2 separate regions of the Homo sapiens genome follow, and region 1 is linked to region 2. A link is a loop called in an ENCODE intact Hi-C map of the cell type or tissue named here. Cell type or tissue: gastrocnemius medialis. All regions are shown on one strand. Each heading gives the region's core, and the rest is flanking DNA. Links, peaks and the distances in the headings are about the cores only.

The links. Hi-C counts contacts between places; a loop is a spot of excess contacts. Peaks named below come from ENCODE experiments on the same cell type or tissue, not always from the same donor. Only the 100,000 strongest peaks of a DNase experiment are listed, where the experiment ranks them.
Region 1: a loop joins it to region 2, with 2.0 times the contacts of the local background. A loop is called at or near these places in 2 of 110 quality-filtered maps.

What each region holds. Positions count from the first base shown.
Region 1 is chr5:124,529,086-124,545,867 of GRCh38, forward strand. No RefSeq gene overlaps it. Among named protein-coding and RNA genes, the nearest start is that of LINC01170, 99 kb to the left of the region's middle. In gastrocnemius medialis, for the core only: no CTCF peak of the experiment used is centred there; a DNase peak (open chromatin) is centred at 7,316; H3K27ac peaks cover 2,654 bases.
Region 2 is chr5:124,815,661-124,832,442 of GRCh38, forward strand. No RefSeq gene overlaps it. Among named protein-coding and RNA genes, the nearest start is that of ZNF608, 77 kb to the left of the region's middle. In gastrocnemius medialis, for the core only: no CTCF peak of the experiment used is centred there; a DNase peak (open chromatin) is centred at 9,381; H3K27ac peaks cover 709 bases.

The sequences.
Region 1 (16,782 bases), core at 3,789-11,788, 290 kb before region 2:
TCCTGTGGTTTCACTTGAAGAAGAGTTCTGCTGCTTAAATAGAAGTGAAAACCACCTTTAGAGACTGTTATCAAAAAAAAAAAAATTGTTAAGTTTCTTCCAAACACCCTTCATTATTGGTTGCCCAAAGAATGCTAAATCAAGTCACTAGACAATCATTTCTGAGCCCCGCCAAGCAAGTGTGTTCACGCTAAATGACATTAACACTTTTAGCTTGACTCATTTTATTTTTGCATGTCTTTATATTCAGATTTTCATTCCAGTTTCATATCCAATTGTCAAATAATAATAAAGATTTCATCTAAAATGAAATATTGTTTGTTTAAAAATCCATAAGATGCTTTAACAGCAGGAGAGTGGGGCTTATACCAATTTAGTGAGAATCTAGTGTATTATATAAATTTATCTCTACTGTGTACATGAGCTTTGAAAAGAGGAGAATCCCATCTGCCTGTCGAACAGAGATTAGGGAAGATAGATTAAAATGCTGGTTTTCATCATTCTTATTTAATAAGCAGGAAAAAGTAACTGGAAGCATCTATGACACTTTCTACATTACATAGAGGTTAAATGTGCTCTCTGTTATAGCCACATTGCACTCTGCTTTCAACATATCACGAAACAAATCTGCTAAAATAGTTGTCTTCCTTTAAATCTAGTGTTTATTTATTCATTTTTTTTCATTTTTTATTTATTATTATTTTTTTTTTTGAGACCAAGTCTCTCTCTGTCACCCAGGCTGGAGTAGAATGGCAAGATCTCGGCTCAGTGCAACCTCTGCCTCCCAGGTTCAAGCAATTCTCCTGCTTCAGCCTCCCGAGTAGCTGGGACTACAGATGCGTGCCACCATGCCCAGCTAATTTTTTGTATTTTTAGTAGAGATCGGGTTTCACCATGTTAGCCAGGATGGTCTTGATCTCTTGACCTCATGATCCTCCCATCTTGGCCTCCCAAAGTGCTGGGATTACAGGTGTGAGCCACCGCGCCCAGTTTGTTTGTTTATTTTTGCCAGTAACGCCAGGCTATTCTGCAAGGCCTCATCCAAGGACAAAATGGAGAAATAAATCCTCCAAAGTTAGGTTTATAGAACACTGGGCTTTCTGATTTTTTCAAAATAAAAAAGTACAAAATGAAAAGAAACTAAGCTGTTTACACTCCAGCTCTAGCTGAGAGCTGGAACAGTGCGTTGGACACTGGCAACTCCTTTCTGGAAACATTGCTGTCAGGCGCCATGGGAAGGCATCATCCCCAAGTCTGCAGACTTTTTCAGAGCCCTCTATGAGTTCATACAGCTCCAAGTCGGCTTCCTCATTTAGCCTCTGACCTGAGAAATGGCTCCACCAAATCCCTAATTTCTCAAGCTACAAAACTCAATGTGCCTCATACTCCTACTCCTCTGTCACCAACACCCCTCTATTCAATTAATCACCATGTCCTGTTTTGTTCTCCTGTCTAAATGCTCTTCAAATTATTTCACATTCCAATCATGCATCACTCCCAGGCCACTGCCATTTTTGAGGCTTTTGTTGTGTATTAAATGGACCATTGGGTCAGCTCCTAATTCGTCTTCCTACTCCTCATCTCCTTTAATCCATGCTCCATGCTTACCATACGCAAATCCAATCAGGCCTCTGTTTATCATCTTTCCCTAGCTTCCCACTGCCTTCATGCTAAAGTGAAAAGTCCTTAACACAGCATATAAAGTGGTCTAATCCTTGCCTACCTTTCTGATCTCATGCCCCATGACCCTCGCAAGTGTGTTTCCCATGTCCAGCCAGGCTGTCAGCTCCATGACCATGTCTCACCTTTCACATCTTTGGACATACTCACTCATCTCTCATGGGGAAGACCTCTGCTTTGTCTACTTGGCAGGCTTTCGCTCATCCTCCAAGATTCACTTCAATTGCCACCTTCCCTATGAAATCCCTTCACATCCTAGTATGATACCTCTTTTTAACACTTATTCCAATACACTGAAACTGTTTGTTGATGTGCCTGTCTTCCTACTACTTCATGACTCCCTTCCAGGACAGGGACTATGATGTCATTCATATATGCTGCACAGTGCCTGGCATAAAACCATACCCCAATAAATGTTAACATATTAATGGCTTAATTGTCTGCAGAGATTTTCATAGACTAGGAGACAAGAATCCAGGCTTCTTTTCTCAGTGGTACAACATTCTATTCAACCTCCTTAGGGCTTAGAATCTTTAAGTGTAAAATTATGACAATAAATTGTTAAAAGGGATCTGACTTTCTGTCCAGTTTCCAAATAAAATTCTACAAATCTGTGATGTCTAGGATTGCAGTGATGGCCTTTCTTTTTTCAAGAAGGACACTTAAGGTTGTGAACACCAGAACATAAGTCTGCTAGTACCAGCTGTGGCCTCTGGTTCTTTATATGTCAAGTTACCTAGGCCATTCCATGCTCATGAAGATGGGAGCATTCAATGAATGAATGAATAAATGAATGAATACAATCACCTTATTTGTTATATCCTCCACTTTGAATAACAAATGTAAATCTTGGCATTGTGCCCCTGTTTCTAAAGCCTTTTTTTAAAATCAAGGTAGATAGATTTAATAGCTAAAGTCATTGTTAATTACATATACATAAGCATATTGATAGGATCAGAACAGCAATTACATAGCAACACTGGAATCAATCCATAGAATTCTTAGTTTGATAATCGGAAAAAAATACTTTCAAAAGACTAAAAAGTCAATGAACTAAAAGTTCATTTTAGTTTCCATTTTACTGACATGAGAAAAACATGTCATTGGCATCATATTTTCAGTGCTTAATCTTGCACAATAAGTGACACGGAGAAGCTCAAAGGGATCCCAGAGAGCCACTTTCAAAGTCAAATGTCTAATGGGAGAGTAGGGTCATAGAAGGAAAATTAACATTCATTAGTCAGTTTTAGAGGAAATATCTGGAAGCATAATTAAATAATATACATACAAGCATCACGCTTTTTGTGATAGCTTTAAAATGTGCACTCACACATTTTTAGTTGTTTGTTTTTGCCACAGATGAAAAGATGAGCATGACAGTAATGAAGTTGTAGAGACACTTGATTCACTTTTTTCCCAGGCAGACCAATTAGTAATTGTAGCCTCTAAAAGAATCACTTTGTAGCTCTCTGTCAAGGGAAATACTGCCAAACTTCGCAGGAAAAAAAAAAAAAGATAGCATTTGATTTGCTCTGCTGTGACAGCCTTCCTTTTCTCTGAGAAAGATGCTGGCCTCCCTCACACTATGGCCCTGAAAGCTTGGTTTGATGTTCCTCTCTTCAATGCATAGTCCAGAGCGTGCTGATGTCCGGCATAGTGCCACTGAAGAAATCCACTCCAGGTGCCAGCAGCTAGCAGAAAGCAATATATTACTGATGCGCTAATCGGCAGCCTTTTTAGTTGTAAAAGAAATAAATGCAACCTCACACTGACTTAAGGCAAAAGGGGATCTGGTGACTCAAAGCCATCAAGAACCTGCCTGCTCATCTCTCCTCTCTGCTTTCCTCTCCATCAGCTCCTATCTCCAGCAGGATCTCCTGTGTCATGGCCCGATGCCCACCTGCAGCTCCAGGTTTACACACTTTCAGCCTAGCAACTTATCCATGACATAAATCTTCTCTTTCATGATAACTTCGAACAAAGGTGCCAGGCAGGGCTGCCACTGTCCATTCTAGGTCACATGACTATCACAAAATAACCAATCCCTGGTCACTGTAGCCAGAGACATAGTGCTCTGATTGCCAGGCCTAGGTCAGCTGGGGGCTCCTGGAGCTGGGAAGGGGGTTACTGAGAATGAAACAGGTAATCCTCTAAAAAAAATCAGGGTACTGCATCCAGAAGGGAAGGGATGCTGAGAAGGCAAAAATAAATGTTGACTACAACACTGAGTCACTCTTTTTCTTCTAAGATGTAAACATGTTTTCTACATAATTAAAAGAAAAAACAAAAAGAAAAAGCAGCACGTGTTCCTTCTCAACAGATGCACACTCCTGGGCTATCTCAACCGTCTCACGATTTCACCTTACAGCTGTCCCTCTTAGAGTTCTCCAAATCGTCCATGTAAGATAGAAAGAAACAAACAGCTTGCTGGTCATCCTCACCTGTATGATCAGCAGTCACTTCAAGCTGAACTCGCCCACAACAGACCTCGCCATATTTGCACTGAGCCTACTACTTCTCCTGGAGTCTCTATTTCAGCAAGTGCAACCGCCACTGCCATCATCATAGTGACCTCAAAATAACCAATCCCTGCCCTCATCTCATCTCCCACCTTCAGTGCCACCCATCCCATAGCAATCACCAAATCCTGCCAATTCTTCCTCCTAAATGTAGTGCTCCTCGAAGTTGTCCCTTCAGCTCCATCTTTAGTCCCACAGGTCAGGGTCCTCATCATGTCTCGTGTGGAGCCCGAAGGGATTCTAAGAGGCTCTTCTGGGCTGTGCCTTCTTCCCTCCTGAGTGGCTGCCAGAAGGATCCTCCCCTCACTCAAATCTGACCAGGCCATTCACCACTCTTCAACCTTGCAGGAGTTCTCCTTCATCTACCCCTGCGATTTCCTAATGAAACTTACATAGAAGCCCAGTGTATTAATTTCCAAGGGCTCCTGTAACAAATTACCACAAACTTCATGGCTTGAAGCAACACAAGTTAACTCTCTCAGCTTTCTGGAGGCCAGAAGTCCCAAATCAAAGTGTGGTCAGGGTTGGCTCCTTCTGGAGTCTCTGAAGGAGAGTCCGTTGCACCCCTCTCTCCTAGCTGCTGCTAGCTGTGGCAATCCTTGGTGTCCGTGGCTTGTAGGCACATCCCTTCACTCTGCCTACATCTTCACATGGCCTTCTCCACTGTGTTTCTCCTCAGGGTCTATATGTCTCAAATCTGCCTTATAAAAACACTAGTCATTGGATTTAGGATCCAATTAATCCACCCAGTTAATCCAAAATTATGTCTTGAGATCTTTAATTTAATTACATCTGCAAAGACCCTGTTTCCAAGTAAGGTCACATTGACAAGTACCAGGGATTAGAATTTGGGTGTATATTTTGGGGGAACACAATTTAACTAACGACACCCAATATATGCAATGATGGTTACAAGATAAATCCCAAGCCCTTGTAAATGTTTATTTTTGGAGATGGAGTGTCACTCTGTTGCCTAGGTTGGAGTGCAATGGTGGTCAGCTCACTGCAACCTCCACCTCCTGGATTCAAATGATTCTCCTGCCTCAGCCTCCCAAGTAGCTGGGATTACAGGTTCACACCACCACACCTGGTTAATTTTTTGTATTTTTAGTAGAGACGGGGTTTCACTATGTAGGCCAGACTGGTCTCGAACTCCTGACCTCAGGTGATCCACCCGTCTCGGCCTCCCAAGGTGCTGGGATTACAAGCGTCAGCCACCGCGCCCACCCCCTTGTAAATCTTGATCCCATGATTACTGTAACTTGGGCCCATCCTCCTTCAATCTAGCTCCCCTCCTTTGGCTGTCTCCATCATCACTGGCTCACATCCTGGCTTTGTGCCCCAGTCCTACCCAAGGCTATTTTCTACCCCTGTGTCTTTTCCCCTTCTGATACTTCTACCTGGGATGTGTTCCTGCCTTGCTCCCGTATCACCTGACTGTGAGCATTTTGGGACTAAGACACCAAAACAGAGGTCTTACTGGCAATCAAAAGCAAAACTTAACACTACAGCTTGAATCAGCTTTTGCAATGTTTAAGAAAAAATCTAACCAATTGCCATTTTTTTTAAACCTGCAGATTCATATAAAAAAATCGGTATTCCCAGCTTCTCTTTGGCAGCATTAGCCTGCTTTCTGGTGTTGTAGCATGAGTCCAGAGCTGCAAGTAGCAGGGCTGCTCACTTTGGCCTTCATGTATTCTGCAATTCACATCCAGTTTACCTCCAGGCCTCTGGCACTTACCCCCATTAGCATTGGGTCCTATAGGCCCTTGAGTTCATCCTCTGCCTTAAGATTTCTCTTCTAGACTGAGCTGCCTTCTCTACAGGGAAACCTTAGCTCACCCTGCCTCTCCACCCTCCCATTTGTTCTGGTCTTGCTTCACCACCTGCCTCAAGGGAGGCCACTTCAAACACACACAAAAATCTCCCTCATGACCTGGCACACTTTCGTGTTCTCTCCCTACCACTCGTTTTCACAATATACTAAATAGCCTATACATTATGTATTATACGTTAATTACAAAATTAATCCATAAACCACAGCATCAAGGCCAAAGCAGGGCACCACTGTCCATGCCCAAATGCCTGCATACCTTTCCCATTTCCAGGCTGTTGTAGCTCATCATTTTACCCTGGTGTTACCAATACTAAAATGGCATGGAGGTTGGGAAAAAAAATGGTAGGATTTATCTTACTCCATATATCCATCTAGCAATCCACCCATTCCTCACTTTCTACCTAAATTGCTGAAAAAACAGAAACTGGCAGCCAGCTACCCAGATAAATTTTCTTTTTTTTTTTTTTGAGACAGAATCTCTCTCTGTCGCCCAGGCTGGAGTGCAGTGGCGCTATCTTGGCTCACTGCAAGCTCCACCTCCCCGGTTCAAGCCATTCTCCTGCCTCAGCCTCCCGAGTAGTGGGGACTACAGGTGCCTGCCACCGCACCCAGCTAATTTTTTGTATTTTTAGCAGAGACGCGGTTTCACCGTGTTAGCCAGGATGGTTTCGATCTCCTGACCTCGTGATCTGCCCACCTCAGCCTCCCGAAGTGCTGGGATTACAGGCATGAGCCACCACCACACCCAGCCAATAAATTTTAATGGCAAGAGTAAATTAGGCCAGGCATGGTGGCTCACACCTGTAATCCCAGCACTTTGGGAGGTAGATCACCTGAGATCAGGAGGTTGAGACCAGCCTGGTCAACACGGCAAAACCCCATCTCTACTAAAATACAAAAAAATTAGCCAGCCGGGCATGGTGGTGTGTGCCTGTGATCCCAGCTACTCGGGAGGCTGAGGCAAGAGAATCACTTGAACCCAAGGGGCAGAGGTTGCAGTGAGCTGAGATCATACCACTGCACTCCAGCCTGGGCGACACAGCCAGACTCCATCTCACATAAATAAATAAATAGTACCTTCTTTATAAACCTGCTCTCTGGAGGCAGCTCAAGAGATAGCCAAACTCTCTCCAGGATTTTCACCAAAGCACATTGCCGAGCCCCTTGCTGAAGAAAGCCTACCCACACCTCCAGGATTTTCACCAAAGCACGTTGCCGAGCCCCTTGCTGAAGAAAGCCTACCTATACCCACAACACTCCTGGGTCTGTCCTTTGTTTTGACACAGCCAAGATAGGTTGTACATAGCAAGATAAAATGCCAGGATGGCGACATTTGTTCTGCCCAGCTTCCAAGCTTGCCCTCATGTGTCAGATGTCAGATTTCTAAGAATAACTGCTCGTTTTTCCAAAAATGAACCTCACACATTCATTGGAACTTCCTGTCCCCACCAAAGCATTCTTCATAACCAAGCAGACAAAAGAGAGTTGTTGGGAAATGATCTCGTGCTCAGAATCCATGTCAGCAAATGCCTTATGATCAGGAAGTTAGTGTTATTTAAGTGGGAGATGGTTCCTCTCTAAAACAATGGTGCCCAGAAAATAACTATAATCATGTTATTTTATTACTTTGCCGTTGTGCTTGTATATTTTTAACCACTGCATTGTGCTTTTTGCACCTATATTGTACTTTATTATACCCTGAAGGTATCACTTAAGTGTATATTTTCATTTTAGGGCATATGGTTTTCAGTTTTTCAACAATTGAAACAAGTTGGAGTTGTAGTAAAGTAATTTGAGAAGAGGCCAGTCTTGGAAGTCTGTATTTTTAAAGACTTTGAGTTTGGGAAAAAACATTTGTTTTACTTATTTACTGTGGTTAAAAAGACCATTACATTTGCTTGTTAATCAGTCATAATTTGAGAAAGGATAGTTTCTTTAGAGCCTCAGAAAATGGCCCTCTGGCCACCAACATATTTTCCATTTTGGCTCTGTAATAAAACAGTATTCAGTAAATGAAAGACATTGGCATTTGTTTGGATTTCTTTTTTGAACTTTTTATATAAAACACTTCTGTTCCATTAGGATAATCCTATTTGACTTGCTTCTCTCAGTCAAAGAAAAGGAAAAAACTATTATGAGAGAGCCAGGAACAAAGGATTTCCCACCCCTAGTCGGGCTTTTGATCCTCACATGGTCATAACAGGCCTCCGGCAGTAGCCAATAACTTCCGGCTTCAAAGGAGGGGAAGCAGGCTTAAAATGAACGCACCGTCCAGTGCTGCCATGAGGTTTGGGCTGGCAGATTGCTCTCCTGACCCCTGTGTACAATCACTTTCTGCCCTCTGTGATGGATACAATTACCACTGTTTTTACCTACAGAGAAACCCCCACTACTATTTTATGGCCAGTGAATTTGCCTGCCCGTGTCTAATACAGTCATGGTGTTGAACTCGACCATGTCGCACTAGGCTTATGTTAAGATAATCAAAGAATGTGGAGCACTGAGTCACTTTTGTTCTTTATAGAAAACACCAGAGCAGAAACCAACAGTTTGTCAAACAATTCACCATAGCAAGATTTTAATAAATGAGTCTTTTTGCTGATATGGCAATTATTTTACACAGAAAAAAGATATAAATTCCATGCTGTCCTGGATCTACACAAACAAGAAAAAACATTCATAATTCTGGAAATTTTCTAGTTCAGCAACTCCATCAACTTTCAATTAACCTCAGAAGCCAGGCCATTACTGCTGCCAGATTAGCTCGAGAACTCTCCAGGACCCTTTAATTCTTTACACCAGACCTTTTCCACATTTATTTATCTATTTCTTCTTTCCCTTCCACACCCCTGTTCTCTTCTCTGCCTCCTTCACTTTCTATTCCATTATACCCTTCTTAATCTACCACACCTCAGTGGTGATGGTGGGCAAAAATGGCTGCCATTATGTTATCAGCACGAACTAAGCTTACTTGGGAAGTCAGAAAACGGGATGCAATCCCCATAAACATGGAAAAGGCATATTGATTCTATGTCATCAAGCTCCACCTTTCCCATAGGTTGCACATGGCAAGATAAAATGCCAGGATGGGGACAATTTTTCTGCCCAGCTTCCAAGCTTGCCTTCATGTGCCATATGTCAGATTTCTAAGAATACTGTTCAGTTTTCCAAAAATGAACCTCACACATTCATAGGGCCACTCAAACTTCCTGCCCCCACCAAAGCATTCTTCATAACCAAACAGACAAAAGAGAGTTGTTGGGAAATGACCTCGTGCTCAGAATCCATGTCAGCAAATGCCTTATGATCAGGAAGTTAGTGTTATTTAAGAGTGAGATGGTTCCTCTCTAAAACAATGGTGCCCAGAAAATAACTATAATCATGTTATTTTATTGCTTTGCCGTTGTGCTTGTATTTTTAACCACTGCATTGTCCAAAGGAAATCCTTGCTCTTCTCTTTCGTGAGTTTTCTTTCTTTCTACCCACTTTCCCCCATCTTTGCTACCCTCCTTTCAAATATTTGCTCATACCATTTTCCCTTTATGGAATGCCCTCCCTGAATCTATTTATGTAAATCTACTCTTCACTTCAAAATACAACCTAATTGCTTCTCTTTTTCCGAGCATTCTATGATCAAAAGAGCAGGTCATGGACTTTTCTGCCTTGAATTCATGTGGCACTCACTGTCCAGAGCAAGATTTGTATTCATGCAACAGAGCTTCTTTAAGCACCTACTATATCCTTAACATAATGATAAGCCCTGCACTGTATGACATTTTCGAAATGAAAAAAATTTACTTTATCAAAGAAGAAAAGATGTCACATGACACAAATATCTATATGACAATGTAGAATATGATGAGTGTCATGAAAGATATATAATTTTAAAGCTCAAAAGAAGGAGACAGATGACTTCTCTCCAGGGAAACTGCTTCAAGGATTTGCTTGTTGTGCCAGTCTAGAAGGAATGCTGATCTCTATCACATTAGTATTTGTGGCCCTGGAGTCATCCCTCTTGCCTTTCATTGTTCGTTGCCTGGCATTGTTCACTTGCATTTTTAGATGCTTCTGTCTTGTCACTATAACTAGATATGAGCTTGAAATGAACTGAAATCTTGCCTTATATTTTATATGGTTCCCTCACTACCCTTTACCTAATAGTTACACAGTAAACATTTTTTAACCCAACAAACCCTTATTTAACCCCTACTGATTTCCTGACTCTGAGCACGGTAGTTAGGGATGGCAGCCAACTTCCACAGAGAGAGACCTGGCCAGGAACCATTCCACTATGGAGGTGAAGAATAAACAGGACTTTATAGATGAGTGATGGTTTACCAGATGGACAAGGAGAGAAGTATTCCCAATGCAAGAAGAGATTGTCCAAAGGCCTGAAAAACAAAGAAATAAGAAACAGAAGTTGAGGCAGGAGAGGTCTTTATTGGCCACACTAATATCTTACCCTAGAGCCTCTGACATCCACAAAAAATGCAGTATTATTGCAGTGAGATGAGATCGGGCCACTGCACTCCAGCCTGGGCAATAGAGTAAGACTCAGTCTCAAAGAAAAAAAAGAAAACAAAAAAGAAAAAGAAAAGCAGAATTAACTCAACCACTGTTCTTATTTTTATGTTAAATGTGGAATTTGTAACATTGTATTATAAATTATAAAACAGAACAAAAATTCTATTTTCAGGTTGTAGAATCCAGATGATTGTAGAATCGAACTGATGAGCTCGTCTAAATCTCTGTCTCCCTTAAATAAACAATTTGGTCAGTTAGCCCATCCTAGGGTCACCACTTCTCCAGATCATTAAAGAGAAATTAATTTAACAAACAGATGTCTTCTTATCAGGGACAATACAGTCGCTTCCTAAAGAAGCATTCCAAGTAAGATTCCTTTAGAGCAACCATACAAATTAGCACTGGCACTTGAAATTGTAAGTCAAGAAGCTTTTTTTGGTAAAAGTTCTATCCAATGGCTGCTTCCATGTGGCTTCTCTGAGATTTACCAGGATTTCCAGCAGGAAAGAAGCAACCGTAAGAAATTTGATCTTCATAGTTGGACTTCGTCATCACTTCGTCGCTGGCTACCCTTCCCCACTGCTATCCTTTCTTGAAAGTCAAAAGTTACTTTCTCATCCCAAAACCTTCTAGAGACTCTTGTCTTATGAATTATGAAAATTTATGTTACTGGGCAAGTACATATTTCATTTAAAATCCCCATCTCTATTTTAATAAATGCATTATTCCTAATATAATACCACATATTCTGGACATGTTTGTCTGGATCAGACTTATTTTTTTGCCAAAGGCTATAGGACAAGACACATTTAAAATTTAAGTAGGCCAGGTTTCAGAAGATGAAAGGGATTTGGTTTTAAAAGGTTACTAAGAAAGCTATTAGTAGGATAATTTCAAAGGCAGCTACTCCATGGGCATTTCTATATTTTTATTGGGTACAAATTGGACAAAGGAAAGCATTTAATTGACAAATTGGGGGGACTACAAATAAGTGTGAATTTTATGCTCAGCTAATAAGCATACAAAACAAATTATGTGAAAATTTAGTCAAAGAGAAGAATGGAATATAATTTCAAGAAACTCTCTAAGTGACTCAACGGATATTAATGACCACACCGAAAAGTGGGAAGTAAATGTAACATGTGGCAGAGCAGGGTTGGAGTCAGACACTCATACCATGGATAACTATTTGTCATTTTCCCAGTGACTCCATAGCTCTCCAAGCTCCTACATAGAAGAGATTTTCTGTGTGGAGTAGCAATGGCCATGTTTTCATCAACTCTAAAACAATCCAATTTGCATCTACCCTTCATGAAGAGGGTTGCCTATTCTCTAATAACAGAAGTTTCCCCCTTCTCTCCTTTTCTAAGTCCTGTGCCCAGGCTTAAAGCCACAGGAAAGAATCAACTGACACCACCACTCAGGCAATAGTTTCTAGAAAAATCTGACTCCTCCCTATGCCACGTGTCCTTTAAGGCAATCAGTGTGTCATGGAGATCTACAAAGGTCCTGGTTACTCATCACTCCTGCTCTTCCCTGAGCAGCCCCTTGCTCCTCTCACTTCACTTCCAAGACCTGTTAGCATCAGCCTGCTTGAGACTACTCCTGACAGCTGTGTATGGCACAGCTTCCTTCTCCACTACACCTGCCTTCCCGCATTACACCTCTCCAAGGCATTAGCTCACATCAACAATCACCAAGCAGATCTGCTCTGCTGCCAGCTATGCAGGGACAGGACTGAGTAGGAATCAATATATCCCACGACCAGCTAGAAGACAAAGCGAGATCAACATTTCTGCCCTTTGAGAGAGTCAGGACACTGGGAAAGAGAGACAAAGGGGCTGAGGGAGGGGGGTTGAATCAGTCTAGGCTCAGTAGGGTGCCCTTGTGGAGTGCCAGCCCTGAAGTTATTGCTCTTTCAAAGTCAGAGAAAAAAATAAAATGAGACAATTTGTTCAATTTAGTCCATCTTCTCCATAGGGAAGAGAAAAGTGGAACCAGCTTTGCCAACATGGCAAGTTTGGCCAGTAAACTGGGTTCTCCATGGCTTTGATCTGAAAGAACCTGTCTAGCCATGGTGTTGGCAGTTTTGTCACACTTAGAGCTAGAGAGCAATCACTGGGGCTGTCCTCAGGGCAGTGGCCTGGGCTACCATATTGGAAGCAACAGGATGGTCCATTGATTGTTTTAGCTGAGGTTTTATGCTGGGAACTTAATTACTAAGTACAAAAAGGAAGACTTCCTCAGCTCTCATGATCCACCATATGAGGGTGATTTGTTAGAAAAAAAAAAAAAAGACATTTAAGGACCTCTCTTTAGGGTCTCTTAGACCCACACCATCCTCCTCATCTAGGTGAGAGGCTCCATTCAGATGAATGGACTAAAGCCTAGGATTATAACCAATCATGTCCCTCAACTCTCCCTCCTCCTGTTCCTCACAACTTAATTAATGCCACAACCAACACCCCTGTTGCCTAATCCAGGAAACTCAAATCCTACTTTGTCTCTACAACTAGCACCTCCTGTTCAATCTATCACAAAATCCTATTGAGTCTTCCTTCTAAATGTCACTTGACTCTGTCCCTTTCTCCCTTTCCTTGTTTCAACCCTAGCTTGGGCCACCATCATCTCCAGTCCATTCTGCACAAGCCCAGAGAGGTATACTCTCAAAATGTAAACAGAATTATGTCATCCTCTTCCAGATTAAAATCTATCAATGCCTTTTCACTGGTTGTCATTAGGATAGTCTAAACTCCTAACTCTTGCCAACAAGGCTCTTCATGGTCCAACTTTTGCTAGTGTTTCTGATCACATCTCCTTGTATTTATATTTCATCCCTCCACACACCAGCCCACCTCACCCATACAAACACACAGGCAAACACATAATATGCTCCATAATTTAGCCATATTAAATATTCAGCTCTTTGAATGAACCACACTTTTTCCCTTAAGTTGCTGAATACTTTACCCTTACCTTGTAGAATACTCTTCCTCCTACTCATTCATTAGTACTCACCTTACAAGTCAGTTCCTCTGGGAAGCTTTCCCTGAACAACCGACTTCTATCTTCATAGTTGTTAGAGAAGTTTGGTGCAACATATAATTATGATGGCTGATTGCATTCAGATGCATTTAATTTTAGTAGCATCTGCTATTTGCATATTTACCTGGTAAGTAACCATGGAACACAAATGACCTTTTATTCTTGTCCCTTCTGTCCTCAGCATAATAACCCTCTTAAATAATTCTGCCTTCCTGGGAAGTGTGGTGTCCTATAAACTTTCGCTGTGCAAACTTAGGCACTTTACAGAGATGTGCAGCGACTGATTGAGAATTCTTTGTATAAAACATTTAATTGACTCGAATTGCAGAACAGAAGAGATGTGTATTTGATGGCAACTATCTACAAAAGGAGTAATACATTTACTACCAGATGATCATAATTGCACTTCACAAAAACTGGAAGATTTCACCATTATGTAGTTTTGTTGTTTTCAAAAGCCTCTTTGGTAAACACAGCCTCTGGCCTTGCGGTCTTCACTAGCTAGCTCCATTTGATTGCAATTGTTCATCTTCATTAGGAGCTTCACCTGTAATTGAGTGTATTCAAGAGAAAGCTTGGTAGGTATTTTAACACAACCTGCAGTTGCTTTTGTGCTCCAAATCAGAGATTCTATCCTGTTGATTTTGCTCATTCCTAAGTTATTTCTTTGACTTGGCCACTTGAATAAATTGTTATATTTGGATCCATCCTAAATGGAAGCCTGGTATTCAAGATATTATTTGATCAATATCTTAAGAGTTTAATGGCCTGCATTTATTCTCCTCCATTTCGGTTTTACAGGTGTGTTTTAAACTTCAAAGGCCTTCCAAGTAACTCAGATGTACTATAACTTATCCTATTATCTGAAAAAGATGGCCCACTCGCTGAGGTTTGGAAATATTTTGCGCTATAGAGACTCAAAGATACATGTTAGGCTCCTTCAAGATGCACAAAAGAGACTTGCTCGGGTTACTTGTAAAAGGTCATGGGATTTGTTGTACATGTTTATTAACCAGAGTTCTTTTTATCCTCTCTTCATTATGGTAGAGGCTCCCCTACCAACCTCACTCCCTGGACTCTCTTTCCCTCATTCAAATAGCAAGGCTCGTGGCATTCACTGCCTCGAGGGAGGGTTACTGCACTAAAAAGTAAAGAAAAATAAAGTCTGACTGGGTAGGGTTTCAAGGTTCTAGTATCCTGAGAGGAAGAGCCAGAAATTAAAGTACATGAAAAAGCAAAAGGAATAAGAACTACTGCCCCTTCCCCTGCATATACACCAAGATCACCTTGGCTTCCCAAGGGTGGGGAAAGAAGGGTGCTGAGGGAAGGAACCAAAGGAGAGGGACATGTACAGGTCTGCCATGAGAAGGGGCTTGGAGTGACCATGAGGCAGTAGTGACATCAGGTCCCTTGGGTTGCCTGGCCTCTCCTCCTTCAATATCCCCCGTATTGTCAGCAGCAAGCAGCTTCTAGGAACTGCTCACCTCTTCAGACTGTCTAGTCCTTACCCACAAGCAATGCAACCCCCTTCTCTAAAGAGCTGTGCTGCGTCTCCTTCCCACATTGCACCCCACAAAAACCTTGCTGTGAGAGCAGGCAGTACATCCTCAGTGAACCTCTGGGAGTACAGTGCCAATCTGGCCCAAGATATTGTCAGTCTCAACAACATACCCAGTTTCAATAAGCTTCAAAGAAGGACAGGGACTTGGATACCCCATGGGGAGCAAGTAGGATGGAAAGAAACATCCTTGCACTTGTACGCAGATACAAATGGGCTTAAACTTCCTCAAACCCCACCTCCTACTCACCCTCAGCCCCTCAGCCAGGAAATGGTAAAACACACTATTAGATAAGAATTCACAGGAAAGCCAGGAAGTCAGCAGATCAACCCAATTAAGCCCAGCCAAGCCTTACAGAGGCCAGAATTTCATTCAAGACACAATGCCACCAAAAGCAGCTACCAAACCATCTTATCCCCTCAGCAGCTAACTTCTGCTGTTGCCCTCTCAGGTGCTGCACGAGAGTGGGTGATGCAGCTACTCTCCCTGTGGCTGAGTCTCTAATTGGTCTCCCCCTGCTGTAACCAACTAATGCCAAGAGTCTGAAGTTCAAAGCCACTCAGGTGACAATGTGACAGGGTTGGCTGGTTAGCTCATCAAGAGCTGAACTGAACTCTCAGGCAACACTCCTTTTAGACCACAAGTCAGCCTATGAGTCAGCTGCCATTGGAGAGAACACCAGTTACTTGTCAAGTCCAGTGAAGCCAAACCCAGAAGAAGGACTGTGGTGTGGTGACTATTCTGAGACTTCACAGAAAGAAACAGAGTAACTGTCAGGTGCTTTACATGCCAGGCCAGGAAAGGATGTTAGGATTAAAATGCTGTCTACATTTCAGTTCCTAGGACCCAAAACCCAGGGCTGAAGTAATCCAGCGAATGTCATACAATTCACCCGGAAAAAAAAACAGATTCTATTGTAGAACTCAAAGTACACAATACACGTATAAATTGAGGGGCATACATAACACTTGCCAAGTTTGCCAAAATTCCAATGCTTTTTTTTCCTGATGTGTCCAGATAGAGATGTGGCAGCATTGACCACGCAGAAGGCACAACACCTGAAAAGCAGATGACTTGGTTCTCAAATGCAACCAAGAATGCATTAAGGAGGCCAAGGCAGGAAGATTGCTCGAACCCGGGAGTTCAAGATCAGCCTAAGCAACATAGTGAGTCCCTGTCTCTACAAAAGAAAAAAAAAAAAAAGCTGTGCATGGTAGTGTGCACATATGTAGTCCTAGCTACTTAAGAAAATGAGGTGGGAGGATTGCTTGAGCCCAGGAGTCCAGGAGGTTGGGGCTGCAGTGAGCCATGATGGCAATGCTGCACTCTAGCCTGAGCAACAGAGCAAGACCCTGTCTCAAAAAAAAAAAATGTATTAAGGAACAAGGGCTAACTCTCCTGGGCTAGAAGGTTTGTAAGTCCTTGAGCTTAACCAACAGTATCTCTTTCCCACAGGGTAGGAAGGAGAATACAAAGGCTGCAGCTGGTCCATGAGCCAAAATAACTAGTGTCTAGGCCCATATGCATTTGTGGCATGGGCTGAATACTGGAGGCCCCTGGACTTTGCAAAGTGCCTCATGTCTATGCAGTGCTGTCTTCAGTTGCCTTTTCTGTACTG
Region 2 (16,782 bases), core at 5,040-13,039:
ATAAATATTTTCTCAGACTAAGTCACTTATACTGCATGAATTCCATGGATGAGACAGCCTCTGAGCTCTTCCTCTGGAGAGTTGCCTAGCATTTCCACCTTGCAAACAGATAAGCTTTTCCTCTGAAGTCAGGGCTGCTGAGGAACATCTATTTCTCCAGGTGTTATAAGGATAGGAAACCCCTGTAGAAGAAAATGCAACGTTGATATACAGAGGGAGGGAGCAGCAATTTGCACCTAAAATGTTTTTAGTCAGTTAAGGCCAAGCTATGGCTTTGGGCTCATAGGAGGAACAATTCCCCAGATATGGTAGACATAGAGATTTGTCAGACAATTTATGTGCAGGTTTAAAAATATCCTATGTGAAATACAAATAAAAAAGATAGTAACTGCTGTGCCACAAGTGGTCTGGTCTACTCTTGTGAAAATGACCATTAGGCTACACTGAATTTTCTTTGTGATTGATTTCCATCAGACCATAACTAGCTACAAAAGTGTGACCGAAGGATGTTTCTTTCTGAAAACAATGTCTACCGTTTTAATGATTTCCAAGCACATCTTTCTCCATGAAACTTCTAATCTCTTTAAATTGCTAGTGAAAGGGGTTTTAAAACATCTAGTTACTGATTCCTGCTTCTTAGAGCTGTAATTCAAAGAGGAGCAGTGCCTCTGATCACTTAGAAGAGACTTTGAGAAGTACCTCTACAAAGACATCTTAAAGTAAACAGAGCAATCTTACTCTGGTCTCTGTCTGTCACTGAGGCATACGTGTGGGAGGACTGATGGCAAACAGCACGGAGCTGATTTCAGTTACAAATAATTTAATCGTTTCTTCTTTCAAGGGGAAGCCAAACAAGGTTCTCCGGAATTTTCTCTGTCTATCAACAAAATGATCTGGTCATCTATGTTCTTTCATTTCAAAAACTGGGACATATTCCAGACTCTGTGGTCTGTCCAGAAATCCCAAAAAATGAGTCCAAGAATCTGAGTCAGGTGTTAGCACCGACCAATTTGTTGGCCTCAGGGTTTTCATTAAAAAGGCAATATGGGCTGGGTGCGGTGGCTCACACCCGTAATCCCAGCACTCTGGGAGGCCTAGGGAGGAGGATTGCCTGAGACCATGAGTTTGAGACCAGTGTGGGCAACACAGTAAGATGCCCCCCACCCCCTATCTCTACAAAAAGAAAAAAGTCAGTATGTTTAAATATCACTCTGACAACCAATTCTAAACACTTTTGGCTCTATTCAACCTAAAGATTGATATTTGACCATATAGATTAATAGTTCTCATTGTCTGCACTTCAGAAACACTGAAGACCTTAATAAAGAAAAGAAAAACGAAGGGAAGAGAATAATATAGATACATAATGAAAAAAATTCAATCCACACAAAAAAGTATACAGTGAATTAATGCTCTCTCCCATCCAAGCTTCAGTTTTCCAGTCTCTAACTCTCTTTCAACTGGGATTAAAAAACATACAGATGCCCAAACCTCCCCTCATTCCCACTGGGTCAGTATCCTCTGGCATGGGTACTTCTGGTAAGTTCCCTGGGTGATCCTATTGCCCAATCAGATTAAGAACCACTGACTTTGATGGTGTGGCAGAATTCCTGGACCTCATGCTGGTGGGAACAGTATAAGATGCGTGGGTCTGGGGACTCACTGAGTATCAGACTTTAGAATTGGAGAACCCTTATTATGTGCACTTGTTAGGGTGAAAAGGTTTTGTGGTACTTGCTTAAGAGGCAGTTTAATATAGTCAAGACAAAACAACACTACAACAAAACAAACTTATGACTTGGGATGTAAGAAAAATCACTAGATATGACTTTACCAATACTTCGTTGTATGACATTGCCATCACATTGGAAAACTTAGGAGGCTGAAGTAAATGAAAGTGTAATGTTTACCTTGCTAATATTCTGTAGTGTAAAAGGTAGATGACCTACCCTGGATCAATCTATACTTTTTTCCTAACACTACCTGGTTTTGTTCAGGTACCTAAGCCCTCTGACATAGCCCAAAAACTTCAAGGGAAGCTGACTCCCACATGGCCTATGGGTGAGGCGGATTGATTGAGGGATAAGTCCTTTTCTCTTTAGGAATGGGTATATGATCCAGTTCCAGAAAATATAAGATGCTGACAGATTTGTAGGAAGTTTCTGAAACTATGAGGATCTAGTTCCTCCCTCCCACCAAATGTGAACAAGAAAGCACCAGAACTCTGACTGGTACTGTGGCCATTCTGTGATTAACGTGGAGTGGACTTTAGTACTGGGCTTTCACTCTGAAGGCAGAGTGAACAGACTAATAGAACCCAGACCCAGGTCGATGTATTGAACGATGTCATCCAACAATGCTGAAGCCCTCACTATATCTGGACTTTCTGATAGATGAGCCAATAAATCTATTGTTTAAACAATTCTGAGCTTAGTTTTCTGTTACTTGAAGCTGAAATCCACCTCAGTAATCCGTCTTATTTAAGTCTAAATCCCTCACTCAAGGTCTTAATTCATTCCCTGCTTTCAGGTATCTTTCATTAGCTTCTTGGCAATTTACCTTGTTTTTATGTTTTTTTTTTTTTTTTTTCAGTTTTATGACCTCCACTCACCCTGATAACTTAGTGACTACTAATCTGCCATTTTTATCATCTCTTCTCTGCCTACTCTTGGCCCATCACAAATTAGCATTTAGACGCGTTGAAGTTTACGTGTATATATCTATATAGCTCTTGTTCACAGTAAGGGGATACTTTACTAGTGACAAGTGGAGAGGAAGCTAATGTACAGTCAGTCACCCATTTTAGAAATCTAAATTGGAAATTGTAAAAGAAATTTCCAATGTCCACTTCCTAGCTTTAATTAAGTAAAGGACCATTTGAATCCTGATGCTAAAGGATCAAGAAATAGATTATTTCATGCAGAATGTAAAAGTTCTTTCTTCTTACCTTGGGGAACTGATTTTATAGGAATTCAGGGGAAGGAAGGGAGGGAGGGAGGGGAAAATCCATTTTTTTCCTAGTTTTACATCTCAGGGCGTTTTCACGTATAACTTCAGTTAAGTCTTACAACAAGTCTGCAAGGTAAGTAACTTTTATCTCCACTTTATGTTTGGGGGCAACTGAAGCTTAAATAAATAATGTTCTCAAGGCCACTCAAATGTGTGTCAGAGCCAGATTTACACCAAGGACTGTAAGACTCCAGAGTCATATATTCTCTACAACTTAAACCTCATCAGCTCTTTGCCCTATCCCTGGCAAGTTTTTCTGACTTTTGCAGTCTTCTCCAGTGGTCTCTTTACTGAGCAAGTGGTCAGTGTCATGGCGACGGCCTTCTAGCTTTGGGCTGCTTGTGGCTTCCATTCCTGGGTAGTTCTGCCCTTCTCCTCAGGCCCTTGGAAGCCAGTGATAACGCCCGGCTGCTTCTCTCCCAGGCAACTCTGGTAAATACAAGGTCACTGAATAAATGGCTGGTTCCCATCAAATATTTCCCTGACTTGATTCCCCTACCATACTTCGGTGGTCTTGTGGTCGCCACATATGAAATTATAGCCCTGGTTATAGTCACCAACCTGGTCTTGTGGATCGTTGCAATTGATTGAATTGTTCACAAATACCCACTACTTGTTTTTATGCTGCATATTTTCTCTGTTTTCTCTTAAGTAATATGTCTCAGCTCTTAGTGAAACCTGCCACAGTGCCCAGGAACACACATTTATATACTCTCTGACATGTCAAGCTTAAAGTATGATGAATCACCCTGAGCAGGCTGGGGTGGCTCTCTTTTTAGAATTATTCCCAACCACGACATCAGAACACTGTAATAATATGGAGAGAAAGTGGATGGGAAGAAGCATTGACAACAAGGAAAGAAAGAAGGGAGGGAGGGAGGGAAACAGATCTGGAATGGTTGAACCTATAGAACTGCTGATACGATTTTATCAATTCTATTTACATAGACATTGTTTTGGCTCAGTGATGTCAATATCAGTACTTCTGAAAATTATATTTAGAGGGTAACAATGTAACGAGATCTAGACATCAACTCAAAGATAAAAGCAGAATTTTCTTTTGGAGTTGCCAGGGGGCATCTGGCCATTCTTATTGAAAAAAGCAATGTCCTGATTTTCTTATTTCTCTCCCACTACTTTACCACCCCCAGTAGTTTGAGGGACATGGGGAAGGAAGAGCACAGATCTCCACATTTCTTGAATGTTTCTCATATGCTAGGAATGTTCATGTCTGTGAATTCATTTGATCATCACAAAAACTGTTCAGTGAAGGTAGGTGAAAATTATTATCCCTGTTTTTTGTCCTTAAGATAAGGGAGGCACATAGAAATTGAGTAATGTTCCCTACCATTGCTAGTGAGTGACTAAGTGGAGACTTGGACCTCCTCTTGTACCAGGCCCTTTGATATGGTTTGGCTGTGTCCCCACCCAAATCTCATCTTGACTGTAGCTGCCATAATCCCCACATGTTGTGGGAGGGATCAGGTGGGAGGTAATTGAATCATGGGAGTGGGTCTTTCCTATGCTGTTCTCATGATAGCGAATAAATCTCATGAGATCTGATGGTTTTATAAAGGTGACTTCCCCTGCACAGGCTCTCTTGCCTGCCGCCACGTAAGACATGCCTTTGCCCCTCCTTCACCTTCTGCCATGATTGTGAGGCCTCCTCAGCCATGTGAAACTGTGAATTCATTAAATCTCTTTCTCTTTATAAATTACCTAGTCTCAGGTATGTCTTTATTAGCAGCATGAGAACAGACTAACACACCCTTCACGTGCATTGTCTCATTTAATTTACACAACACTTTGATGAGGTAGGTAAAATTCTCTCATAGTTCTGGAGGCCAGAAGTCTAAAATCAAGGTGTCAGCAGGGCCATTCGCCCTTCAACGGCCCTAGAAGAGAATCCTTCCTTGCTTATTCCAGTTTATGGTGGCTCCTTGTGTTCCTTGCCGTGTGCCTCTGTTTTCATGTGGCCTTCTTTCCTGTGTCTCTGTGCCTTCTATTCTGTCTCTCCCAAGACACTTTCATTAGCTGAAGGCCAACTCTAATCCAGTATGAGCTCATCTTGGTCTTTTTTTTTTTTTTTTTTTGAGATGGAGTCTCGCTCTGTCGCCCAGGCTGGAGTGCAGTGGCATGATCTCGGCTCACTGCAAGTTTTGCCTCCCGGGTTGACTTTTTTTTTTTTTTTTTTTTTTTTTTTGAGACAGGGTCTCACTCTGTCTCCCAGGCTAGAGTGCTGTGGTGTGATCTGGGCTCACTGCAAGCTCTGCCTCCTGGGTTCACACCATTCTCCTGCCTCAGTCTCCCGAGTAGCTGGGACTACAGGCCCCCATCACCATGCCTGGCTAATTTTTTGTATTTTTAGTAGAGATGGGGTTTCACTGTGTTAGCCAGGATGGTCTTGATCTCTTGACCTCGTGATCCGCCCACCTTGGCCTCCCAAAGTGCTGGGATTACAGGCGTGAGGCCACCAAGCCCAGCCAATCATTTTCTTAATTATATCTGCAAAGACCCTTTTTCCAAATTAGATCACATTCTGAGATTCAGGATGGACAAGGATTTTGGGGAAATACTACTCCATCCACTAGAGGAGGTCAGGAAATCGTACGCTTAAGTTCACAGCTATGTGGCTAAGAATCTAATTACTACCCTTGTTTATTTGATACTAAGTCTTGTTTATAACCACTTCAGAGACAACCCTGGGGATACACAGAGTTAAGTCGTGGGCTTTGCATGGGGCTCAAAGATTTGCAATAATAGTTAGAAAGGAGAGCTAGAATAACAGTTAACTAAAATTAATGTGGCTCTATTTGAGGGCCCCCCACCTAGCAAGTGTGGTAGTGTGGAAATGATAAAAACTGCATGAAGATCTTTGGTGAAACAATCAAAGCTGAAGAACCATGTCTTAGGGGACTCTATTGGGAAAGGGATTAATGTAATGGAGACTATGACAAGTTACTGTGATGGCATAGAACTTAATGCTAAGGCAATAAAGTGAGAAGCTCCCAAGAGTTCACAGGCTTAGAAAATAAATACAAGAGTAGAAGATTTTAAATGAATTAGTGAACACAACATTCTTGGATATTCTTAAGCATTTAAGAAGATCGATAAAAATTAGGAATTACTTTTTTGCACTGTGCTTCTTTAGTGGAGATACATTTGCAAAACTGGTCTTAATTTTAGTCATTGATTTGTAAATATTATACACGGATTATATAGAACTTAGTAGAAATTTCTAGCCGTTCTGCTGTAAGTTTTCTACCCTCTTTCCCAAATCTTGGGAAGAAAAATCATGATTCAGAAATTAGGAGAAAGAATCAAAGAAAGGTCAGAAAAGGTGGAGGGGAGGAGAGGGCATCGAACCAATCTAGCTAATGAAAAACACAGACAAGAAATATGATAACATGGAAATCAGATTTACAATGGTGAATTAAGTCTAAAATTCAAAAGCAGTCTTTACAGTCACTTGCGAAACATTTTTCTTTGATTTCCTTACAAACTTCCTTCTGTTGATAAATTGCAGCATTTTCACCATGGAATGGTTAAGCACTACATTTGGGGCATCCATCACTGAGCGAATCATCCAAATCTAACAAAATGAACATTGTGGTAGTGCTGCTGCAATTCTAATGCCCTGGGAGTCTTCAAGGTGCTCCAGAGAAAGAAAAGGAAAAACTCTGTTGTCAAATGTTTGGAATCAATTAAATCAAAGTAAGACGATCTTGGATTGTATTTATGAAGTCATAAAAACATTTTATCAAAACAGTCATCTAGAGAGTACTCAAGAAACTAAAAATAGAACTACCATATGATCCAGCAATCCCACCTGTGAGTACATATCCAAAAGAAGTGAAATCAATATATTGAGGCAACATCTGCACACCTAAGTTCATTGTAGCATTATTCACAATAGCCAGGATATGGAAATGACCTAGTGTCCATCAGTGGATGAATGGATAAGGAAAATGTGGTATATACACACAATGAAATACTACTCAGCCTTAAAAAAAAAGGGGGGGGGATATCCTGTCATTTGCAACAACATGGATGAATCTAGAGGACATTATGCTAAGTGAAATAAGCCAGGCACAGAAAGACAAATACTGTATGATCTCACTTATATGTGGGATCCAATAAAGTTGAACTATGGTTACCAGCGGCTGGGGTGGGGTAAAAGGATGGGAATGGAGGAAATGTGGAATTGTTAATTAAAGGGTACAAAGTTTCAGAGAGACAGGGAAGTTAGGTTTTGAGATCTATTGCACAGCAGGGTGACTCTAGTTAATAATAACTAGGAGAGTAAATTTCATACGTCTCACCATAAAAAATGATAGGGAAGGTAGATGATGGATATGTGAATCAGTTTGATTTAATCATGCCATGTTGTGTACATATATCAAAACATCACATTGTACCCCATAAATGTGCACAATTATGATTTGTGAATCAAAATAATTTTAATACTAAATTTTTAAATTTCTTCAGGTACCTCAGAAAGGACTCTCTTTCATTAAGAAGTATAGAAAGTGTTTATATATATGTGTCTACTTATGAGGCTAAGAGGGAAAATGTGTTTTTATTTAAGCCTGCCGTTTAAACAATGGAGAGAATAGGCCATCCATTAAGAGTTTGATCCCATCCAACTAGCATCATGTATGAGAACTTATTTGTCCCTTTCACATTTATACTCTAGCCCTGATTTTGCTTGGCAACTTACTGGAGAATTTTCAGTATCTTGAAAGCTCCTTAGTATTTTGAGAATGGCACTGAATTGTTTCCCTTGTAACAGATTTAGCAAGTGAAAAATGGAGGGTTTTTTTTCCCCTCATTTTCAGACATAATCTTGGCAGAATGTTTAAAAGAAAGATAAACAAAATGTCAGGAACACTTACAAAAGAACACTGCAACAGAGATGCAAGAGGTGGCAGGGAACAGAATAAATGGATATTGTCATACAGATGGCAGCTGCTGCTAGATTGTCCAATACAGTGATATTTAGTTTTCTTCCATGGACACTGAACTCGTTTCAAATAGCCCTGACACGGCAAAAGTGGAAAGGAAGCGCCTTTCCTTTTCTTCTCTGCCACATGGGGTAAGTCATAAAGTCATTCTTGGTACCACGGACTCATCTATTTCCAGAGAGGTTATGAGTGTAAGTGGGAGAATAAATGTTTAGCTTCCCAAATCACCTTGTTCCCTGGGAGGTTTCATCAAACCTAGCAGAATCTGTATGGATGCTCCAAATCTGTCTGTTCTAAGCACCCACAGATGTTTTCTCTTGGCACTCATAATAAGGATCTAGGATTAAATGTTACCATTTAATAATTAATTCCATTCAAACTCTCCCTCCCTTCTGTTGAAGGCTGGCACTCTGGTATAACTGCTGATGTGCTGACATCCTGGAACACCCGAAGTGCTGATTTCCATGCTATTTGTAACATTATATTCAGGATAAAAGTACTTTAATTTCCCAAGATGTAGTATTGTAGTTTTCATAAACTGGACCATATGCTGGGATGTGTTCATACACCTGCAGTTAGTTACATTTATATGTAAAAGTTGTCAGTTGATTTCTTTCAAAGAAATTGAGAATGTGGATTCTCTAACATTCTCCTAAATTATTTTCAATGTGAAATCCCTATGCCTTTATTAGACATATAATATGTTATCACAGAATTATACAAGACTCCTGTTTCTGAATCAGGAATCATCGTCCTCTTTTAAATCACACTACACATCTATAAAATTTTAACATTTGAGGAATCTGAGTGAGAGGTATCCATATAGTCTTTATATTATTTTCTCAACTTTTTGGTAATTCTGAAGTTATTTCAACACAAATCATTAAAAAATTACACTAAATATATGAAGTAGCTTGGTATATTCTTTTAAAATAAAACATCTTCTGTTTTATCTAAAAAAATCTGTCATTTTATATACAGAAAACATGTAGTTTAAAGGTTCTACCCCGCTACCTATAGAAACATAAAGTAACAGATATGTTTGTTGTGTAACTAACAAGGTCACAGGCTGTTCAGCTGCTGGAGCAAACTCGATTAAGCCCGTGATAATCTTTTGAAAGATTGTAATTTATCTCCATTTGAAGGGCATTATCTTAGTTCTTCAGCTATCACAGGGAGCAAGGGTAACAAATATTCAGTGATGAATTTTTGAAAGCTGTAGTCAGATCTTGTTCTCTTAAACCCTTCTAAAGGGCTGTCAAAAGGCAATGAAATAAAAATTGTCAAATTTATCCACAGACTTACATAATGGCTGTTATCTGAGAAAGTGGTTTATGATTCATACAGTCACTACCTTTACTTAAGCAATTTCTTGTTTGTGTTAGATTGAAAACAATCTGTTCCCATTGCTCACGTGGGAGAGATTACCACAAAAGGCTCTTGTTTACTTGCAATAAGAAGCTATGAGACACAAAATCCATGAAGAGGGGATCTATACTCTCAAAACAGTGTGGTACTTTCATTAAGGGTCAGCATTATTGACCACCTTTTTACCGTGTTTTCTTGATTTAAATGTAGATTTTGGAGTCTACAAGTAGCTTTGAATATTTGAAATGGATTTTGAAACTAATTTTTAAGGAGGACGAGAGGAAAATAACTGATTTAGTATCTTCTGCATGGTAGGGGCTCTGCTTGGTAAACAGGTTATTTTTATTGAATTTTGCGAACAACTCCCATGAGGTATATATGATTTACATCTTACAAATAAGCACATTAAACACGGAAGCTGAAGTACACAGCACCCATTCACATTGTGAAGTCATTGAGAATTGAATTGGGGAAATATTCACCACAAAGATATATCTTTCCACTACTATCTATGCTTGCAACTGTTTGTATTTTCTTCCACTTTCTGTTGCTTATAACAGAATACCTGAAACTAGGTAAATTATAAAGAAAATGAATTTATTTCTTATAATTATGGAGGCCAAGAAGTCCAAGATCTAGGGGCTGCACCTGGCGAGAGCCTTCTTGCTGCTAGGACTCTCTACAGAGTCCCCAGGTGGTGCAGGGCATCACATGGTGAGGCGGCTGAGCATGCTAGCTCAGGTCTCTCTTCCTCTTTTTATAAAGCCACCAGTCCCACTCCAGTGATAACCCATTAATCCATGAACCCATTAATCCATACATAGATTAATCCATTAAGGATGGCAGAGCCCTTATAACCCAATCAACTTAAAATTTCCACCTGTCAATACTGCCACATTGGGAATTAAATTTCCATGTGGGTTTTAGAGGGGATAAATGTTCAAACCCTAGCAGTTTTAAAAATGTTTTTGTACAATTTTGTCCGATCATTTGCTCAAGTGAGTGATTTTTTTCCCATCTATGCTGAGAACAGTTTCTTTGAGGTGCAATATTGCTATGATGTAGATATTCAAGTGGCCTGAAAAGCCTCAGTAACACTCAGTAAGTGTGGCCTCACTGATTCTCAAAAGAGTAAAATAAAAGTGGGGGATGGGGAGGGAGAAGAGGAACTGATAGGCCATTCCAGTGTCTTGTGTATTTAGAATGCACAGACCCACTAGCTTTAAAATATTACTTTATGTAACTTAACTTTTTGCTAGTTAGACTTGGGAAGGGTGATGAGAGAGATGGAGTATGGCAAGAGTAGTGTAAGAGACATACAATTCAACTTTCTGTAAAAAAGTAAATGCATAATCTTTATACACGGTTTTTCAGTTGTCTGTAAAGCCAACCACATAATTAGGCCAAGTTATTTGAGCACAGGAGAGAGACCAAGACTACCTTGTATTTTTGATAGACTTGGTTTAACTTAAAAATGGAGAATGACTAAGACAGGCTTATAAACATTAAAGTAATTTAGAAACTTACATATTTACAAATTAAATGCTTTTACCCACAAAATATCAAATGCAGCATAATTATGCTATTCATAAGATAGTAATAGGATTAAATTTTTTTTTTTTTTGAGACAGAGTCTCACTCTGTCACCCAGGTTGGAGTGCAATGGCATGATCTTGGCTCACTGCAACCTCCGTCTCCCAGGTTCAAGTGATACTCTTGCCTCAGCCTCCTGAATAGCTGGGATTACAGGTGCGTGCCACCACGCCGGGCTACTTTTTATATTTTTAGTAGAGATGGGTTTTCACCATGTTGGCCAAGCTGGTCTTGAACTCCTGACCTCGTGATCTGTCCACCTTGGCTGCCAAAAGTGCTGGGATTACAAGGCATGAGCCACTGAGCCTGGCCTAAAAATATTTTTATTTGTAATGTAGTACAGGTGGTGTGGTCTAGTAATAAGAAGTAAGCTTGAAGTAGGGTACTAGTCACACAATTGTGTACATTTGTCAAAATTTATAAAATTGTGTACTTCAAAAGGGTAAATTATTTCTTGATGTAAATTTTACTTCAATAAACCAGACTTTTCTCTTTTTTTTTGAGACGGAGTTTCGCGATTCTTGTGCCTCAGCCTCCCGAGTAGCTGGGATTACAGGCGCCCGCCACTACACCTGGCTAATTTTCTTTGTATTTTTAGTAGAGATGGGGTTTCTCCATGTTGGCCAGGCTGTTCTGGAACTCCTGACCTCAGGTGATCTGCCCACCTCAGCCTCCCAAAGTGCTGGGATTACAGGTTGAGCCACGCCTGCTTTCTAAGGCCCTAAAGATCTTCATGAATATTGGTGGCATTATTTTGTGTTGGTCAATTCCATGAGAGGGTCTACACTGGATCTTCTAAACTTCTTAGATCCTCTTTCATCTTGAGAGTAGTTATAGAGGTTCTCTAGAAGCTCAGCTTTTTGGTGGCAGCTTTTTGGGGCATAATCTTCACTAAATACAAGAACATTTCTACCTTGGGCCTATCCTGAAAAAAATGAGGGGCAAAGCTGACCTACCTGGAAAAGCATATTTGTTCAATTATTGTTCCTTTTGCTTAGAGAGGAACAATTGCTTTTCAGATTCATTTCTTCTGTGGATAGACACAATTTTAGAGTTAATTACTCTTCAAAATAAAGTTCAGACTCTCAAAAACAAATCTTACTAAATCCGTAGTAAAAACAATGTTACTATACTTGAAGCCTTTGACAGAGCGATAGATACATAAATTTTCCTTTAGACTAGAGAAGTATTTACAGTCTCTTAACTAGTTATTCTTATTCCTAATTATGGATTTATTTTATTATATGAAATTCATTTGCAAACTAATTGTATAGAACTAACAAAATATCCCAGACATTATGGATTTCTTCAGTTGTTTAAATTTCAGTTTATAAATTTGGTAATAAGTCAGTCCTTGTGTCATATATAAAAATAGAGTAAGCTATATTATCACATTTCTCCAGAAAATTGGCTGAAGTCTGTTATCAGTCAGTTAAAATAAAAATGCACAAGTATGTGGAAATACCATTCTTTTCTATGAAATTTAGCCAACCTTAGAAATAATTACATAATGTTAATGGACCACGAAATTTCTAAAATCCTCTAAAGTTTCACCTAGATGATTTTGGTACTTATCTCTGGTAGGGATGCCCTGCTCTTTTTCTATATCAGAGGGATTTTATTGAGTTTCCTCTTTTTTTTTTTTTTTTGGTTCAGGTATGATGATAGGGCTGGCCTGAACCAGCTTGTTCATTAGTAATTTCTCCAGTGGGAGAAATCTGTAGGGCTACTACGTAGACCAGGAGCATGCCAACTAGTGCAATGGATTGTTCCTACGAACTGATTTTCCATTTTTAGGATTTTGGTGAGCTGATTGTTAAACACAGTCATTCTTCAAAATTAGATTATGCAAGTTTTAAATTAAATAAATGATGTTAAAACAAAGATAATATATTAAAATCGACCACCTCTTAATTATTTCCATGTTCTTGAGGTTATCTCCATCTATTGTAAGTGTATGATAGAAATGTAATATAATGGTGTACTGCTTCATCTTTCCCCAACTCTGTGTGCAATGACATTGCCTTGGTAGCTTGAAACTGACCATCATAGATGGGAAATCAGCAACACAAAAACTCGAACTGTCTATCCTCCCACACTGTAAACATCTATCCTTTCTTGTCCCCAAGGGCTGTTAGCATTTACCAGCACATTTAACAGCTTTCTATTTAAAGCTAATGGGACAAAAAAAACAAAACAAGCAAAACCACACACACACACACACAAACCCCCAGGATATCTAAGCCCTATGACTGTAACCTCTCCTACCCATACTACTGAATATAGTTAGTAGGTATTATCATTACACAACTCTATTTATAGAAACTATCCATTCATCCATCCCTTCATTTATTCAATATCTACTTAGTGTTGTTATGTAAAGTGTTGTGCTAAGCATTGCTGTAATGGGGGTGGGAGGTAAGTAGATACTATACAACTCAACAAAGAAACTGTTGAGTAATGGAAAGAACACGAGCTTTGGATTCAGAAGGATCTGGCATATGAATACAACCAGTTAGAGTGACCAAGAACTCTGCATTGGAACATTTGGTCATGCTGCAACTATAATACTGAACAGTTTTGAAAACTTGGGCTAGTTACTTTGCATCTCTGAAACAGTTTTACCATGTGCGGGAAAAAGCCATTTTTTAAGAGCCTTTGTGAGGATTAGGATTATATATGGGCACCCTGTTTAGGACAGTGCCTACATAGGTAGGCAGTTAGGACAGTGCCTTACATATGTAATATGCTCAATGAATGAGAGCTTTCAGAATTAGTCACAATAAAATCCAATATAAAATAGGCAAAGAACACTTTTGCAGGAGTTGAGATATAAGGTTTTTTTCTTGTTTTTTGGGTTTTTTTTTTTGAGACAGAGTCTTGCTCTGTTGCCAGGCTGGAGTGCAGTGGCGCAATCTCGGCTCACTGCAACCTCCACCTCCTGGGTTCAAGCGAGTCTCCTGCCTCAGCCTCCTGAGTATCTGGGACTACAAGCGCCCACCACCATGCCCAGATAATTTTTAGAGACGGAGTTTCACCATGTTGGCCAGGATGGTCTCGATCTCTTGACCTCATGATCGCCCACCTCAGCCTGTATCTTGCCCATTATCAAACTATTTCTTGCTGCCATATTCTTTTCTAGTATTTGACATCTTGATTTTCAGAACCTGGTCAATCTTACCATAAAAACCTAGCTGCCATTTCACACCTCTGCTCTGACTGGCTCAAGGCCTGCTCTTCTTTAATGCCTATAGCTGGGCAGAATGAAGCAGGTATTTAAATACTGATCTCTAAATATTTTAATAGAATGATGTATGTGTTCAGCTTATCTATTAGTGGGGTAAATTGTAATGCGAGAAGAGAAAATCAAGTTACAATACCTACATTGCAGATTTTCAGTGAGGCTTAAAAGGCATGAAAAATTCCCTAATGTTAGTAAATACTCAAGAAATGCTGGTTAATATTTCTACTTCTGGTCAATTGCTTTCCAAGTCGAAACAGCTGATAAAATTCTATACATTATACATTATGTTATTCATATTATGAAAATGTTAAGTCTTTCATTTCACAATATTATTAGCCAAGAGAATAAAGGTTTGTAGTGACTTAAAGATCTTGAAAAGCGACATACTGTTTTGTTTAAGAGGGAGGAAAAAGTCCACATAGAAGGTGATTAAAAAATACCCACATTGATCATCAATCAAACCATAAAGGGAATATAAGAAGAGCATCACTCGGCCGGGCATGGTGGCTCACACCTGTAACCCCAGCACTTTGGGAGGCCGAGGAACATGGATCACAAGGTCAGGAGATCGAGACCATCCTGGCTAATACAGTGAAACCCCATCTCTAGTAAAAATACAAAAAGTTAGCCAGGCGTGGTGGTGGGCGCGTGTAGTCCCAGCTACTCGGCAGGCTGAGGCAGGAGAATGGCATGAACCCGGGAGGCAGAGCGTGCAGTGAGCCGAGATCGCGCCACTGCACTCTAGCCTGGGTAACAGAGTGAGACTCCATCTCAAATTAAAAAAAAAAGAAAAAAAAGAGAAAAGCATCCCTATTGTTTGGAAGCCTTTTGCATAGTAGGTAAAAATATAATTTTGAATAGATATTAAAATTAGACACATGCAAACATTGATCTCACTGTTGAGGAAGTGGCTTCAAGAAAAGCTTAAATTGTTCACCTTCCCCTTCCTTCAGGGGAATTACTCTTATTATTCTTATTTTGTGTCTTGATACCATAATGCTGTGATCATAGATGCTGAATGATCACTCCTTTTTGGGGAAAAATGTGAGGAAACTGAATGGCTCCCTGGAGAAACCCTTTGGTGACAGGTAGCAAATCTGGTGTCTTAGCCTCCAAAGTAGCCCCCAGTCATCTTCACCTCCTGGTGTCCACACTTTTGTGTAGTTTCCTCTCCCATTGAATCACAGCTGCTCAGCATGGCTAATTAAGTATGGCAAAAGTGATGGTGTATGATTTCTGAACCTAGGTAATGAAGGGTGGGTTTTTAGATAAAATACAGTATATCCAATTAACTTTGAATTTCAGATAATAAAAATTTAGTGTGTGTCCCAAATATTGCATGTGTCATGCTTATACTAACACTTCATTTATTATTTACCTGAAATTCAAATTTAACTGGGTGTTATGTAGTTTTATTTGTGAAACCTGGCAGCCCTATAAAGGGCATTTTGGCTTCCACCTTCTTCTTTTAAATTGCTGTTTATGTTGTGAGGACACTCAAATAGACTTGTGGATAGACCCAGTGTGGAGAGGAGCTGAGGCTTCCTACCACTAGCCAGCAGCGATCTGCTGCCTATGTGAGACGGCAACCTTGGGACCACTGTTATGGCTCAGATATCTCTTTATGTAACACAATTTGTCTCTTACTTCTTGTTTGTTTGATTATATCCTTAGTGGCTACTCTAGCCTGTGGGTTCCACTAGAACAGTTATATGAGTTTTGCTCCCCATTGTGCCCAAGTGCTTAGTACACCACAGTGCCAGGCACTTGATTGGTTTCAGTTTTGTAAAATGATGTAAAATGTGCTCTGAGCCTCACTGTCTTCATCTATAAGAAGGGATAAAAATGGTATCCACCTTATAGGGCTGGTGTGAAGATTAAATGAGTTAATATGCTTAGAAATGTGCCTGGTACATAAGTTCCAAGGCTCAGTACACATGGGAAGAAGCTTCCTTCTCAATAATTAGCTTGCAATAGAATCACCTGGAGGTCTGGTTAAAACTCTAATTACTCTGATTACTGGGCCTCAACCTCCTGAGATTTTGATTAAGTAGGTCTGGGAGTGGCCAGGTGATGCTGACACTGCTAATTTTGGGACTGAGCCTCTGCTTTAGCTTAATGCTTTCCATGACTGTGACCATGCTGTGAGAGTGCCTTCTCATTTCTGTTTATAAATGATTTGTGTTGGCTGGGTGCAGACCTCAGCTCCAGCAGAGCTGTCAAGAGTGTGAAGTCTGATTTCTCTTAACTCAAGCAGGCATAGAAGTCTCTGATTTATTTCTGGCTATAATCAATACCTCTAGGCTAAGGGATGATCTTAGCCAGCAGGAAGTCTAAAATAGTAGAAAGATAGCAGCCTCTGTTCTAAATTCAGAGGTGAGCTCTGTTCAACTACTGCCATTTTTGCTGGCTCCTGGGCCCTGATCTTAGCCTGTTTGAAGTGCTAAATATATACATTCAGCTGAAGTCCTCACTGTACTCCAGTGTGGGGGGAAATTTCCTAGTAAATAATCCTGTAGTGGATCAGACACAAATGTTTTGTGGCCTCCTAATTGGCACAAGTTTAAAGTATTAAAGAGAACCTACAAGCATTTCCTATCATTA